5 separate regions of the Homo sapiens genome follow, and regions 1, 3, 4 and 5 are each linked to region 2. Evidence: chromatin contacts called from ENCODE Hi-C or POLR2A ChIA-PET data. All regions are on one chromosome and are shown on one strand. The core of a region is the stretch at or near the end of the contact, and the rest is flanking DNA. Distances in the headings are between cores, read along the strand shown.

Region 1 (2,700 bases), core at 84-2,583, 1.5 Mb after region 2:
TGGGAGCGCTGTAACCACTAAGTAATTCTGAGCAAAAGCTAGGGTGGATTCTGGATATGCCAGGCCGTCTTTTGGAAAAAGAACACACAATTAGGCACGAAGTGGAGTAAGAAAAGAAATCACAATTACTGGAGCCTCGGAAATCCGAGTTTCTTCTGTTTACCAGAACCGCTTGCCCAGCAATGTTTCCAGAGGGCGCCCGGCTTTCCCTCTTTTCCCAGAGCACTCCCCAGCTCTCCCAAGACAAGGGTGGCGTGGTGCCCCGGGGCAAAGACTAAGTCGCTGTACAGCCTCGAGGAGCGAGCTGCTCAGCAAAAGCAAAAGAGAAGGGCTCTCGGGTGGCGGGGACAGACCCTCCTTCGGCATGGGTTGGATCGGACAAGGGGGGCCGTGTGCCGTCAGCTGCCCCACTTCTCTCTGAAGCCCAGTGGGCTCCATCCACTGACCCGCGGCCCGCGCGCCTCCCGGCACCGGCTACATCGCTGGGAGGTGAGGCGCTGGGAGCGCGTGAGGCTCTCCGGGAGAAAACAGCCCAGCTTGCATCCCAGAGGAGGCAGCAGCCGCAGGCACCGTCTATTTCCTCACTCAGTATACAAATTTGACCTCAAAAATACGAACCCTGTCTTTGGCATGTCTGCATTTAGAAATAAACATCATTCCAGACGCCGGCCAGTTCATAGCCACAGAGTCGTAAAGTTTTATTTTTAAAGGGGGGGACGGAAAGGACTTGTAAAGTTTTTTTTTTAAATTTGTTTTTAAATAAAGGAATTAACTTCTGCAAAACAAGCAATCAGCAGCAGAATGCGCGAGGCCACGAGTGCGATCCCCCGAGGCGCGGGGCGCGGCTGGGAAGTTTTGGGGGCGCGCGGCGCGGTGCCGGGACCGGGGAGGAGGCGCGCGGTTCTGGGGGCGCGCAGTGCGGGAGCGCGCGGCCCCGGGGATGGGGAAGGGGCCGGGGACGGGTAGCGCGCGGCCCCTGGGATGGGGAGGGGGCGGGAAGGGGGGAAGAGACGCGGGGCTCTGGGGGCCCGCAGTCTGGGAGCGCGCGGCCCCGGGGATGGGGAGGGGGCCGGGAGGAGGCGTGCGGCTCTGGGGGCGCGCACTGCGGGAGCGCGCGGTGGCGAGGATAGGGCGGGCCGGGGTTCGCGGGGCGAAGGCGCGCGGTGCCCGGGGGAGGGCGGGCCGGGGCGCGCGGGCCGGGGCGGGGGCGCGCGGGCCGGGGCGGGGGCGCGCGGGGCCGGTCGGCGCGCGGGGGCGGCGGGCGCGGCGCTGCCAATCGCAGACAAAGGCCGTCCCAGTGAATCATGTGGTGCCGGGGGAGGAAGTGCGGCTTGTTTTCTTTCCTCCAGTCTCGGGGCTGCAGGCTGAGCGCGATGCGCGGAGACCCCCGCGGGGGCGGCGGCGGCCGTGAGCCCCGATGAGGCCCGAGCGTCCCCGGCCGCGCGGCAGCGCCCCCGGCCCGATGGAGACCCCGCCGTGGGACCCAGCCCGCAACGACTCGCTGCCGCCCACGCTGACCCCGGCCGTGCCCCCCTACGTGAAGCTTGGCCTCACCGTCGTCTACACCGTGTTCTACGCGCTGCTCTTCGTGTTCATCTACGTGCAGCTCTGGCTGGTGCTGCGTTACCGCCACAAGCGGCTCAGCTACCAGAGCGTCTTCCTCTTTCTCTGCCTCTTCTGGGCCTCCCTGCGGACCGTCCTCTTCTCCTTCTACTTCAAAGACTTCGTGGCGGCCAATTCGCTCAGCCCCTTCGTCTTCTGGCTGCTCTACTGCTTCCCTGTGTGCCTGCAGTTTTTCACCCTCACGCTGATGAACTTGTACTTCACGCAGGTGAGTTTCAGAGAGGCTCCTGGAGGCGCTCACCTGGCGGGGTGGTCCCCGCGGGGCGCCCGAGGCAGGGGCGATGGCAGCCGCGGGGGCGGGTCCGGCCCTAGGGCTGAGAGTGTAGGGAGAAGGCGCCGGCTCTGGGGTCGTCCGAACCCTGTCCTGTTTGCGGGCATTTGTCATAGGAAACCCCCTGCCATTCCCAAAAGGGGCAAGGAGAAGGCAGGGGAGGGCTGGAGGCCGCCGCTCACTCGCTGCCCCTGGCTCCGCATCGTGCGGTGGATTCGGGGCGCTTCTCCGTGCGCAGCGCGAAGCAGCAGCGCCTGCACACGCCAGTTAGTACGGATGGAAGGTGTGCCCCCAAGGGAGGCCTGAACTCTAGAATTTGCCCTGCCTCCCCAGGCACCTAACTCCCGGCCTGGAAAGGTCTTCTGCACGTTGGCCTCCAGATTTGGGCCTGACACTGCTGTTTTGAGCGTTGGCAGGGTGAGACCATGTTGGTTTTGATGAGATGTTTTGAACCTCCGGCTTAGGAGCTCTACAGAACTGCGGCTTACTAACTCATTCCACCGGATTGCTAAACAGCAGGCTGGGGTAACACCCAGCTCCGAGCTGCTGCCGCTCATCAGAGTTACTGTCTGAGCTCATCTGAGAGGCCCCAAGAAAAGGCCATAAAAGCTGACTGGGGCTCTTTTACAGCCACACAAAAATCACTTTATGGGGCATATTATTAAATAAGCTAATGGGAGAGTATGTGAATTAACTTGGCTGCTGCTTTACTGCTGATGGTTGACTTAATGAAAGTGCAGTAATTGTTGAGCACTTTGCAAATACTTTGTATAGCGTTGCACAAAGGTTTAATAACGCGGTGCCGC
Region 2 (2,700 bases), core at 1-2,500:
CACCAGGGTGGGCGGCACCGCGTGGCCGCGCCGCGGGTTCGGGCTCTGGCGATTCAGCTCGGGCGGCTCCTCTAGCTTGGAGAAGCCGTTGGGCACCAGGATGCCGTTCACGGGCGGCGGCTGCGGCGTCGGCGGCTGGGCCAGGCTCGCTGCCGGGCGGCTGCTGCCGAAGTCAGAGCCGAGGCGCGGGGGCCTCTCGGCCGCGGCCGCCAACGGGTAGCGCTCCAAGGCCTGCGGCGCGCGCGGGGCCGCCTCGGGGCCGCCGTGGCCAAGCTGCTGCTGCTGCTGCAAAAGGATGTCCTTGGCGGAGAGCGGCGGCGGCTTGGCGGCGGCCGAGGCCGCGGCGCCGGGTGGGGAGCGACCCTCCGGGAAGCAGCCGTGCGCCCGCTTGAGCTGCCGCGCCGTCTCGATGACGAACTCGACGCGGTCGGCGCCCTCGTAGTTGACGCAGCCGCGGCAGACGGGTTCGGTGAAGTCCCAGATCATGGCCCAGGGCATGCGGGGCAGGTCACACAGGTAGCACGACTGCCGCCGGGACGCGGCCGCCACCGCCACCGCCGCGGCCATGTCCGAGGAGCCCGCGACGCCGGAGGAGGAGGCGGAGGAGGAGGAGGGGGCGCCGCCGCCGCCCCCCACCGGCACCACGCGCGCCCTCCTCCCCCCCCAACCCCGCGTCTCCCCCACCAGCGGCGGCGGCGGCCGCAAAGGCGGCGGCGGCGGCGGCAAAGCCCGCGAAGGCTCGGCGCCCGCGCAGCGCCCCCGGTGCACGAGGGGCGGCGGGCGCGAGGTGAGGGGCTGCAGCCGCGGCAGCAGTTCCCCCCGGCCGGCCCGGGCACGGGCGGGCGGCGCGGCGCGGCGGGGCGGCGGGCGCGGCGGTGGGGGCTCGGCCGGAGCCGCGGCGGGCCTCCAGACCGGGGCGAAGACGGGCCGCGCGGGCGCGGGGGAGCGCAGCAGGTCGCGGCGGCGGCCGGCACGGAGTGCGGGGCGGGGGGCGGGGAGGCCGGGGGGGCAGGGGGCGGGGGGCGGCCGCCGGGGCAGGCTCAGCCCGAGCGGCGGGGCATGCCGCGCCGGGGTGGCGGCGGCCGGGCGGCGTGGAGCTCGGGCGCGGCGCGGGCCCCGGGTCGCTCCGCCGCTCTCTCACAGCTCCTGGCGTCGCCGCTCTCCAGCGCCAGCGTCAGCGGCCAGCCCGCCTCAGCTCCGCCGCCGCCACCGTCGCTGCTGCTGCTGCCGCCGCGACCGCTCCACTTCTACAGACTTGATTCTTCGACAGTCTCGCACGGCGCCTGCGCGGGCCCCCTCCCCTCGTGCGCGTGCCCGCCCTCCCGCGCGCGCGCTCCCCCTCCCCCCGCGCGCCGAAGGAGCGCTGCCGGGAGAGCCGGCTACGCGGCGCCCGCCCGCCCGCGGGGCAGCGCAGCAGCGCAGCGCCGGTGTTCCCTTCGGAACACCGCGCAAAGTGATCGAGTGCTTTTCCTCCACTTTCCCTCACTTCGCGCCCCACCCGGCTGTCCCGACCACCCTCAGGATGTTTTCCTCTGGTGTGCCTCTGGGCCAAATCGTGCTAAAAATCATTTTTTTTCTTTTATGCAAGGACACTTTGTCACTTGGTTTCCGTCAGTCTCCTGAGAATGGGGAATTTAGGTCTAGCGTGGTTCACAGTTCTGGTTTTTTAGGAGTTATACTTGAAAGCTCAATGTCGGACACATAGCATGAAATCCGTCACTGGTGCTTTGCATTTGTCTTGGAAAGGACATACGCCCCGCCTGTCCCTTTTACTAACTAGGGAGACTGTGAATATTCCCAAGCCCAGCACCACGTGCACACGCCGCCAGCTGGCTCGCGCGTTTTCCACGGAGCCCTCTGGAGGGGAGGGAGCGCGGTTCGGACTAGCCTCTCCCGAACACCAAGTGCCGCTCTTAGCCCCGTCCAGCCCGCCCTGTTCATCGGGGGCCTCGCCGCGCCAGTCGCCCCGGCTGCCTTATGTAGGTATGCGCGGCGGGCGCGTGACGTGGGCGCGGGGCCGTGGGCGGCCGCCGCCGCGAGTGCGCACGCTCCGCGCAGACGTGCCTCGGCGCCGCTGGCACTAGGGCCTCGTGGAACGAATGCACATTCCAGGGATCCGGGGTCTACGGCCAGCGCGGCCGCGTCACAGCGCAGGCTCCACCCCCTTCGGCGAGTCTGGGCGTCGAGGCGCCGCCCCCGGGCCCGAACTTGGACTCGAGGTGGCGGGAGGCGAGGGCGCGAGTGGGGGGGGGGGGGGTCCTGCTCGCCTCCGCGAGGTTCCCGAGGGCCGTGGGGGCGACCGGCTGGCTGGCTGGCCCGCCGTCCCGCAGGGCGGGCCGCCGACGGAGGCGGACTTTTGCCCTATATGCCACCCAGGCCGGGATGAGCCCGGCCTGCAGGTCTGCCACCGTTGGCAGCCTCAGACTCAGCCCAGACTGAATTGAATGTTTGAGTTTCGCACTTTTATCGGGAGGAGGAGCTAGTGTGTGTTATGGTAAATCACTTTGGGCTGGTCGTTAGTCTCCCTAATACACGTAGGCTTAGTCGCTCTTCAATTGGGACTTTTACACTTAAGCTCTTTAAGGGCGGCCTCTGGAGCTGCTTTTGTTGGGAACACAGGCCCACAACTCTCCCTTGAGACTGGAATGAGCTGGTTAAGTGTGGGAAGAACAGGGTACTAATTATATTATCTTTCCTACA
Region 3 (2,700 bases), core at 148-2,647, 1.6 Mb after region 2:
TGGGTCCTGGCTTAGGGGAGAGGATTTATAAAGTAAAATGGCTGCAGAGATTCTGAATCAAGCGCAGGTTGGAAGCATAGTGCTTTGTTGGTACATCAGAGACACTGCCTCCAGGGACATCAGAGGTGACTTCTGTTGAGTTCTGCTGACTGCACAGGAGACACTGTCATACCCACAAAGAATAGCAGGGGACATTTCTGCCAGAAACACCACTAAGACATTAGTAAAAATGATTGTAACCCAGCTACTCAGGAGGCCGAGATGGGAGGATCACTTGAGTCTAGGAGTTCAAGACCAGCCTGGGCAATGTAGGGAGACATCATCTCTAAAAAATAAGACAAATTAGCCAGGCATTTGGGCTGCACCTGTACATAGTCTCAGCTACTCAGGAAGTTAAGGCAGGAGGATTCCTGGAGCCCAGGAAGATGGAGGCTGCAATGAGCTATGATGGCACCACTGCACTCCAGCCTGGGTGACAGCAAGACCCCGCCTCTTAAAAACAAACAAACAAACAGAAAGATTGTAAGACAGCAAATGTCAACTTGAGTTAGTAGTTGAAAAAATAGGCTTGGCGGGGTGGCTCATGCCTGTAATCCCAGCACTTTGGGAGGCCGAGGCAGGCGGATCACGAGATCAGGAGTTCAAGACCAGCCTGATCAACATTGTGAAACCCCGTCTCTTTTTGTATTTGTAGAAATACAAAAATGAGCCAGGCATGGTGGCGGGTGCTTGTAATCCCAGCTACTCGGGAGGCTGAGGCAGGAGAATCACTTGAACCTGGGAGGCAGAGGTTGCAGGAAAAAAAAAAAGAAAAGAAAAAAAATAGGCAAGCGGGAGTTCAAAGGGTGGGAACAAATCAGTGACGCGTGAACAGACTGATTTATGAGGGCAGGGGGCAGAGTCCAGCAGCTGCTCAAAGGCCTTTATGCTTCTGTCGAAACAAGTACGTCACATGCAGAGCTCTAGGCCTTCCTGTGTCATCCGAAAGGATGGGGTGAAGGCCTGGGTTACCAAGGGGGCACAAGTCGCCCACAGGTCCGGGATGAGGAGGCCTTGGCCCACTGTGGGAGCGGGTGGTGCGGAAAGCCCATGAGGGCTCTCGAACATTCCCCAGCGCCTGACAGCGGCCAGCTGGGGACATCTCCCAGCCGTGGCTCAGCCTTCAACAAGTCAAAAAGCCAGCATCACCCACAGCGTCATCCCCAGATCTATTCTAGGTTCTGAGGTTCTAGGTGGGACTTTCAAAAGCAGAAGAAACGATGCTAAAACCGAAAGGAATTTGCCATTAGGGAGAAATGCTTTATTTTCACCAGATGACAAACTTCAGGGTTTCTGATCAAAGTTGCTGCAATTTCTTCTTTCTCCTTCAGGCCTGATTCTGCTCCCCTCCCCTGTCCTCCCATCCTTCTTGCCACAACGGGGGAAGCCCTGAAAAACCCCGGTGTTTTCATAGGCTGTGTGGAGCCCAAGGAAGGGGAGGGAAAGGAAGTGGGGCTCATTTACCACCATTCAGTTCCTGATCGGGTTCCCCAAGAAGCAGCTGGGACTCTCCAACCCAACCTCACTTCCCCGGGGTCCCTGTCATTAGGCAGATGGCACTCCCATGGCTGTCCCTGCCATGTTCCCTCAGACCCCTCCTTGCTGCCTCAGTTTCTCAGCCCTCCACCCTTCCCTGCCTCCTGCCTCTCCCTGTCTGCCCTTCTCGGGACCCAGGCTCCTTCTGTCTGTCCACAAGCATGCTCAGGTCTCCCCATCTTAAAAACAAGGTCTGGACCCCCTGAATAACCTCTTTCTTGCATTTCACAAACATGCGCTTTTGGAAAGCAGTTTATGCTCTTGAATTGACTCACTGCTCCCACTTCCTCCTGCTGCCATCCAGGGTCTGCCTGTTCCCCCTCCAGCCTCCCCGTCAGTCGAGCCTGCCCTTGGCCAGGCCCTGTGGCAGCTTAAGGTGAAGTGGTCCAGCCTGTCAGCCGCACTGGACACCCTGACTGTCTCCTGCCCGGGGCCTCTCTCCCCTGCAGTCTTTGAGGCCTTGACCACTGAGGGGACTGCTCTTTGACCTCCTCCCTACTCTTAGTTTTTTTTTTGTCTTTTTGTTTTTTTTTAAATAACAGCTTTATTGAGGTATAATTCACATTTTCTGTGCTGTCCCCATCTCGAAGTGTACCACATTCAGAGTTGCGCAGTGACCCCACAGTCCACTGTAGACCTTTTCCATCCCAGAAGGAACCCCGTGCCTCTTAGTGGTCACCCTCCAATTCCCCGCCACGCCCTCCAGGCCCAGGCATCATGAATCTGTGTTGGGCCTCTGATTTGCCTTCATTTTCACCTTCTCTGTCAACCCATGGTCTGCAGCCTTTGCTCTGCTCTGTATCCCAGGGACCTCTCTCACAGCACAGGTCTGCATTTCAGCTGTGCCAATGCTCCCCCGAAGCTCTCCGCACCCTTACCCTGGACAGCGGCCTCTTCCTGGCTGGTCCACACCCCAGCCCGACCTTCTGCTGCCCTCCCCAGCTCCGGGCTCCTGCAGCACCTTCTCTCCTCACCCCCTCCCTCACTGCTCCTAAGTCCACATGCAGGTTCACACCTCCTCATGCTTCCCACGCCTCCATGCACTTTTCACACCTCCACACATCACATCTCCTCACACCTCCACACACACTTCACACCTCCTCACGCCTCCCACTCACACCTTCT
Region 4 (2,700 bases), core at 167-2,666, 1.3 Mb after region 2:
TAAATATTTACTAAATACATATATATAATTATATAGTTTGTGAAGTATTTTTATGCAAATTACAGCAATTCATTTTTCCTTATGCCCTCTCTTCTTCAAATTCTCCAATCTTTGTAGTAACAATATGGATGACAGCAAAGAGCTATCAGAAAAAGAGTTGTTGGCCACTTAACAAAGCTCTTTAAAACAGATACCCCATATTAATCAACTACATCTATAAATTGAAAGCTTAAAGTCAACATCTTTATTAGCATAGATGAATCTAGGCGTGGAATTTTAAAATAATAGCGCAGAAGAGCCAAGAATCATCAGGAAGAAAAGTCTAATTCAGTTTGTCCTATCAATCTGTTAAACAAACAATAGGAAAATGCAACCTGCATTTGATCTTCAAGGAAACACTGGCCCAAATTCAACACGAACGCATTCAACACAAGATTCGACTCCCTTAAAATTTTCTATCTGCTTAAAACAAACCCCATTAACTATCAAGTGCCGTCGCTGGGTGTGTATGGTCTGCCGAGCGGATCGGGGATGTTTTGCTATGTTTTGTTTAACCAGATAAGAATTAGCGTTAAGGAAACGTTTCTTAAAGCCTCTGTATCCCCTGGACCATTAAACAACCCCTTCGTTGGGCTTTACACTGTGGTACCGGGGTCTTCTCGGGTAATTTCCCAGCTTATTTAACTCATCAGAAGCGAAGGGGCATCTCAGTCAGGCTCCAGTGATACCGGAGACAGACGGCAGATGTCTCAGGGGATCCCCTGGAAAGAGAGGCTCTCGCCCAGTCAAAGGGTGTCACGGACAGGAGGAAAGAGCGGACCGAGGCGCACGGTGTAGGTGACAGGTGGGCGAGCGCCGCAGGGCAACAGCGCGGGGAGTGACCGGCTGGGTGGTGGCGCGGAAACCGTCAACTCCCATCGTCAACCTGACAGCTTGGGCCCAGCTGGGCTGAGTAGTGCAGCGGCACAGGATCAAAAAATAAAATAAAGGTAGCAACACACCGCCGTCAGCCTGCTCGACCTCGCCCCCCGCGCGCTGCGAAATAAAGTTAGTGCCCAGTGGCCGCTGCAATGGCCCAGAGGGGCCCAGCCGAGCTCCCGCCCGCGGCCCGGCGGCTGTCAAAGGCGGCCCGGCGCCGCGAGAAGTCCCAGAGCCCAGAAGCCAGAGAGGACGCCCCGAGCTGGCGCGTCAGGCCGAGTGCCCTCGCGCCCTCGCGCCCTCAGCCCGGCGGTCCCGGCCCTCAACCCAGGCTGACAGCCACCAGCCCCAAACCGCCTCCCCTCCAGGCCACGCAGAGGGGCCGGGACCCGGAACCTTCTGCCGGCAGCGTCGGCGCCCGGCGGCCGCCTTTACCTGGTTTGTGGCAGCTGCGGCCGCCGCGCACTCCCCCTCTCCCGGAGAACCCCGAGCCGACGCCGCTGCCGCCGCCGCCGCGCACTCCCCACCCCCGCCCGCCCAGGTAACCCAGGAAACCGAGAACACCACCCCCTCCCTCCCCTCGTCCGGACCCAGACCCGCTCGTCTGCGCGTGCGCCCTTGGCTCCGCCTCGCGCGTGTAAGCCCCGCCTCCTCTGGGAGGGCAGCGCCGGCGTCGCAGGCGTGACGCGTGGAACTGCCGAGCCAATAGGGAAGGCAGGGGGGCGGGCCGACCCGCGGGGCTGCAGCCGGGGCCCGGTCTGGGTTTCTCAGCGGTCGGGGGTCGTACCCTGGGTCCGCACCTCCTCCCAGGGCTCTGCGTAGTGGGCTGCGTCAGACCCTGGGGAGTGCGAGCACCGTTTGAGAAGCACCAAACACAAGCGCATCGTCCGCCTCTTCCATTCAACACAGACTGTCAACCTGTCCCATTGTGTAGGTCTAGAGGATGAAGATAGAAGAAATAACGGGAAGGAGTCAGGAGAGGGAGAAAGGGTTACCCACAAGGCACCCCTAGCCTTCCTCTGGGACCTGGAAAAAGCCATATTGTAATGGTTACCGTCGGCTTCTTTCAAGAAACAAAAAGAGCTTTGCAAAGCCACTGCAGAAGTAATTCAGTGCAGTGGTGTATTTTCCAACCGACTCCTGTTCAAACACGGTTTGTATACAGTGCGCACTGTCAGTGTCATATGCCCTAATAGACCAGTCCCTCCAGAGGGTGGGAGCTGTAGGTAAAATCCAGGATGTTTTGGCTGCATCCCCGGCTCTGGGCCCAGCACGCTGCTGGCAGACTGCTGCGGTAGGCAGTTTGGCATTTCAAGGGCCACCCTCCTCACCTCCTAGTCACTGAGACAGCAACGCCAGAGGTACTGGGAAAAAGCCTGAACTGTAATCGTTCGGTAGTTTTCAAGTTCTGCCAAACAATACAAACTATTAATAAGCAGATAATCTACAAATTGACAGGAATTGCTGTAGAATCAACAACTCCCATAATTTTTTGCACAGGAATTATGAAATAGAAATAATTCAGGATATTATGTCCCAAGCCTATATACCAAATGTTACTCCCAATTCCTCAAACTCCCATCTAACCCAATGACAAGCAAAGTGCGTTAAGTTGCCCACTGATGTGGTTTAGAGGGTGCTCTTGGGGAAAATTCCCCACTTTAAAATATGTCTTCTCTGACGTCTGATGTTTAACCATTAGCAGTTCATATCTTTAGGCGAAGATTGCCCACTTCCTCTGGCAGGTAGTCTTTTATTTTTATTTTTTATCTTTTTTTTTTT
Region 5 (2,700 bases), core at 85-2,584, 1.7 Mb after region 2:
AGGCACTCTGGGATTTAGTGCAGGGCACCATAAAACCATGAAATAAAGTGACTCAATTCAGAAAAACATGTTTTCACGGTTACACTCAGAGTCACCTTCAATTTTTCTTGGATGAGCACTAATTGCTTCAAATGACATCTCCCCTCATCATCAGGCCACCTGAGACCTTCGTTTTATTTTTTTGGCCCTCAGCAGTGCTGCCTCCTTGCAGCAGGTGCAGACAACAAGCAGCAGCACCTGGCAATCAATTCAAATTCTACTGAATAGAAGCAAACACCTCTCTGAAGGCGAAAGGATCTGGTCAGCTAAGCCTCAGATTTCTAGCACACTGAGAACACTTGTAATCATCGCTTCACATCAACAACCAGCCAGCACCTCACGACTGCCAGAGCCAGAGCCTCCATCCACGAGCCACAACGCCCCACTCAGACCCCCCCAGTCTCGTATTGGGACTTACCTGGCGATGCCACTTGGCAGACACAGCTCAGCTGGGTAAAAATAAAGCAATCTTGAGCAAGGGAAGGTGCTCGAGGAAGAGTAAAAGCCCAGAAAGCTCTAGTCCGACAGTTCGAGTGAAGTCTTGCCCCCTCCCAATCCCCTGCGCCTGGCGGGGCCTCGGGGGTCTGCGGAGTGCCCCCAACTCTCAGTCTCCCTCCCTCACTAACTCCTGAAGGGAAGGACGTCACCGTTTCTCTGGGCGCTCGCTCCCTTCGCAAGACAGCCGAGGTGGTTCATGCCCGTCCCATCTCCCGCCACACTCCCAGCCGCTTAACACATCCGAGAGGAAAAAACGAAAACAGCTCAGGGGGACCGTCACCATCTTCCTCTTTTGACTGCCATTACCCGGAGTGTCGCCGTCCCCCCACCCTGCGGGCGGTTCGCAGATGTTTCCCGCACTGGACGGTCAGGTCTCTGCTCCCCGGGTTTTCTGCTCGCCAGAAATCACCTCTTTTCTGGCCCGGCCCTGCCCGGCCCTCCCCGCGTCACAGCCGCGGCCCGTGTGTAGCGGCCGCGGGTGTTCGGCCGGGGGTTCCCGGCCCGCTATCACTCGGGCTTACCTGCGCCTCGACGACGCTCCGCAGGAAGCTCAGGGTGACCAGCAGCTGCACCGCGGCCGCTACCCCCTGCCCAGCGCCTGCCCGGCGGACCCCTTGGCTCATGCTGACCTCTACCCACACCGCGGCCAGCCGGACCCCTCGGGGCCGGGGAACGACGGGCGGCCCAGGCGACGACCCAAGGGGACGGTTCCCAGCGGCCGAGCGACTCCAGGGTCAGAGGTCTGCACTCCAGTCCGGAGGCAGGCGACTCTTTCCCCAACACCCGGCAGCTGCGAGTGAGGCAGGAAAGGCGAGCGCCCCCACTTCATCCCCCAGGCGGCCCCGCCCCCGGCTCGCTTGGCTCCTCGGCCACGCCCCCAAGCGCGGGGCCTTGTGGGAGTTGTGGTCCTGGGCGGTCGCCTAGGCGCCGCGGCAGGAAGGCGGAGCCGCTGAACGAGAGGACTCGGGAACTACAACTGCGAAGGCCGCCCCGCCTCCCCGAGGCCTCGGGCTCCGCGGCGGCCAATGAGGCGGGACCACGCGGGCCTCCAAAACACCGGGGGGTGCGGGCGGGGGAAGCGGGGCGACCTCTTCTCCGGGAAACCAGGCTGAGGACCTCTCTGCGTCGGTCCCTGCTGTCGCTCCTGGAGTCCTCGCAGACGCCAGGCTCTAGGATTCACCCAGTACGCGGGCGAGTTAGGAACGGACGGTGCGGGATCTTTGACTTTCGGTCTGAAGCGTATTCTTTGTCTCATTCATTTTTCTGTAGCCTCACATCTGCTGTGGGTGCCTATGTAAGCTACCTGTGACTTGTAGAGATGGCTTCGGCTCTTTTTTAATTTCATGCACCCTAGATGTGGATGTCATCTCCTGCCCCGCCCCAGCCCGACTCCTAGGTTGACACGTGCGAGTATAACGCATGCTAAAGAATGAAGACAAACCCAAAGGCTTATGATGAAATATGGGGATGGGGTAAAACAAAAAAAAACTTAGAGTGACATAGATTGGGCGCAGATCCCAACTCTAAAACATTCTAGCTAGTTATTGGGCCTTAATTCCCACCTCATATCTTGTTCTAGGGCTACATAAGATTAGATACAGAAAGAGCTGAGTATAGTGCCTAGCACCTAGGAAGCACTCAATAAATGGTAACTGCTATTAGTTTTATTAATGCCTTTGATTTCTACAAAACGAGTAATACATCTCCCTTGTGTTTATGTAGCGTGTATTAGTTTCTCATTGATGCTGTAAGAAACTATCACACATTTAGTTGCATACAACAAAAGAAATTCATTACCTTATAGTACTGGAGATCAGGTGTCCAAAATGGACCTGTAGGGCTGTGTTCCTTTTGGAGGCTCTCAGGGACAATGTGTTTCCTTACCTTTTCCAGCTTCCAGAGGCCACCTGCATTCCTTACCTCATGACTTCACATCTCCTTCACTCTCTCTGCTTCCCTCGTCACATGCCTTCTCTTGTGACCCTAACTCTTCTGTCTCTCTTGTATAAGGACCCTTGTGATTACATTGGTTACAGACCATCCTATCTCAAAATCCTCAACTTGATCACATCTGCACAGTCCCTTTTGCCATATAGGATAACATATTCACAGGTTCCAGAGATTAGGATGAGGATTTATAAATAGAGGGTCATTAATCAGCCT

Evidence for each region. Hi-C counts contacts between places; a loop is a spot of excess contacts on that map. ChIA-PET counts read pairs that join two places held with the same protein, here RNA polymerase II (POLR2A). Pooled maps may share reads with other maps.
Region 1: a loop to region 2 is called in a pooled map, with 5 times the contacts of the local background. The contact joins the promoter of GPR137B here to the promoter of IRF2BP2 in region 2. A Hi-C loop is called at or near these places in 3 of 37 single-sample maps with no recorded cell type and 4 of 50 pooled maps. POLR2A ChIA-PET finds 5 or more read pairs at or near these places in 1 of 52 experiments (MCF 10A).
Region 3: a pooled map shows a loop between it and region 2 (11-fold over the local background). The contact joins the enhancer-like site here to the promoter of IRF2BP2 in region 2. A Hi-C loop is called at or near these places in 3 of 37 single-sample maps with no recorded cell type and 4 of 50 pooled maps. POLR2A ChIA-PET finds 5 or more read pairs at or near these places in 1 of 52 experiments (MCF 10A).
Region 4: a map of CD8-positive, alpha-beta T cell shows a loop between it and region 2 (30-fold over the local background). The contact joins the promoter of LYST here to the promoter of IRF2BP2 in region 2. A Hi-C loop is called at or near these places in 5 of 168 maps with a recorded cell type or tissue (CD4-positive, alpha-beta memory T cell, CD8-positive, alpha-beta T cell, naive thymus-derived CD4-positive, alpha-beta T cell and 1 more), 5 of 37 single-sample maps with no recorded cell type and 14 of 50 pooled maps. POLR2A ChIA-PET finds 5 or more read pairs at or near these places in 1 of 52 experiments (naive thymus-derived CD8-positive, alpha-beta T cell).
Region 5: a loop to region 2 is called in a map with no recorded cell type, with 24 times the contacts of the local background. The contact joins the promoter of ERO1B here to the promoter of IRF2BP2 in region 2. A Hi-C loop is called at or near these places in 4 of 37 single-sample maps with no recorded cell type and 9 of 50 pooled maps. POLR2A ChIA-PET finds 5 or more read pairs at or near these places in 1 of 52 experiments (H1).

The regions. Positions count from the first base shown.
Region 1 is chr1:236,141,206-236,143,905 of GRCh38, forward strand. It overlaps GPR137B (G protein-coupled receptor 137B), which reads left to right and starts at 1,334. Exons shown (of 7, transcript NM_003272.4): 1 at 1,334-1,831. The coding sequence starts at 1,418. RefSeq lists silencers at 1,073-1,252, 1,323-1,592 and an enhancer at 1,558-2,061.
Region 2 is chr1:234,608,928-234,611,627 of GRCh38, forward strand. It overlaps IRF2BP2 (interferon regulatory factor 2 binding protein 2), which reads right to left and starts at 1,251. Exons shown (of 2, transcript NM_182972.3): 1 at 1-1,251. The coding sequence starts at 567. RefSeq lists silencers at 66-345, 586-665, 1,046-1,145, 1,206-1,395, 1,876-2,475 and enhancers at 726-1,423, 1,526-1,625.
Region 3 is chr1:236,158,819-236,161,518 of GRCh38, forward strand. All of the region lies in intron 1 of GPR137B (G protein-coupled receptor 137B), which reads left to right. Among named protein-coding and RNA genes, the nearest start is that of GPR137B, 18 kb to the left of the region's middle. RefSeq lists enhancers at 768-817, 918-1,367, 1,458-1,507. Within about 2 kb of position 1,398, at least 5 of the 41 ENCODE cell types and tissues checked have a DNase peak (open chromatin) inside an H3K27ac peak, as active enhancers do.
Region 4 is chr1:235,865,490-235,868,189 of GRCh38, forward strand. LYST (lysosomal trafficking regulator) reads right to left here and starts at 1,417. Exons shown (of 53, transcript NM_000081.4): 1 at 1,354-1,417. RefSeq lists enhancers at 475-524, 895-994 and silencers at 1,115-1,534, 1,585-1,884.
Region 5 is chr1:236,280,624-236,283,323 of GRCh38, forward strand. ERO1B (endoplasmic reticulum oxidoreductase 1 beta) reads right to left here and starts at 1,335. Exons shown (of 16, transcript NM_019891.4): 1 at 1,059-1,335. The coding sequence starts at 1,160. RefSeq lists an enhancer at 730-929 and silencers at 1,000-1,049, 1,090-1,679.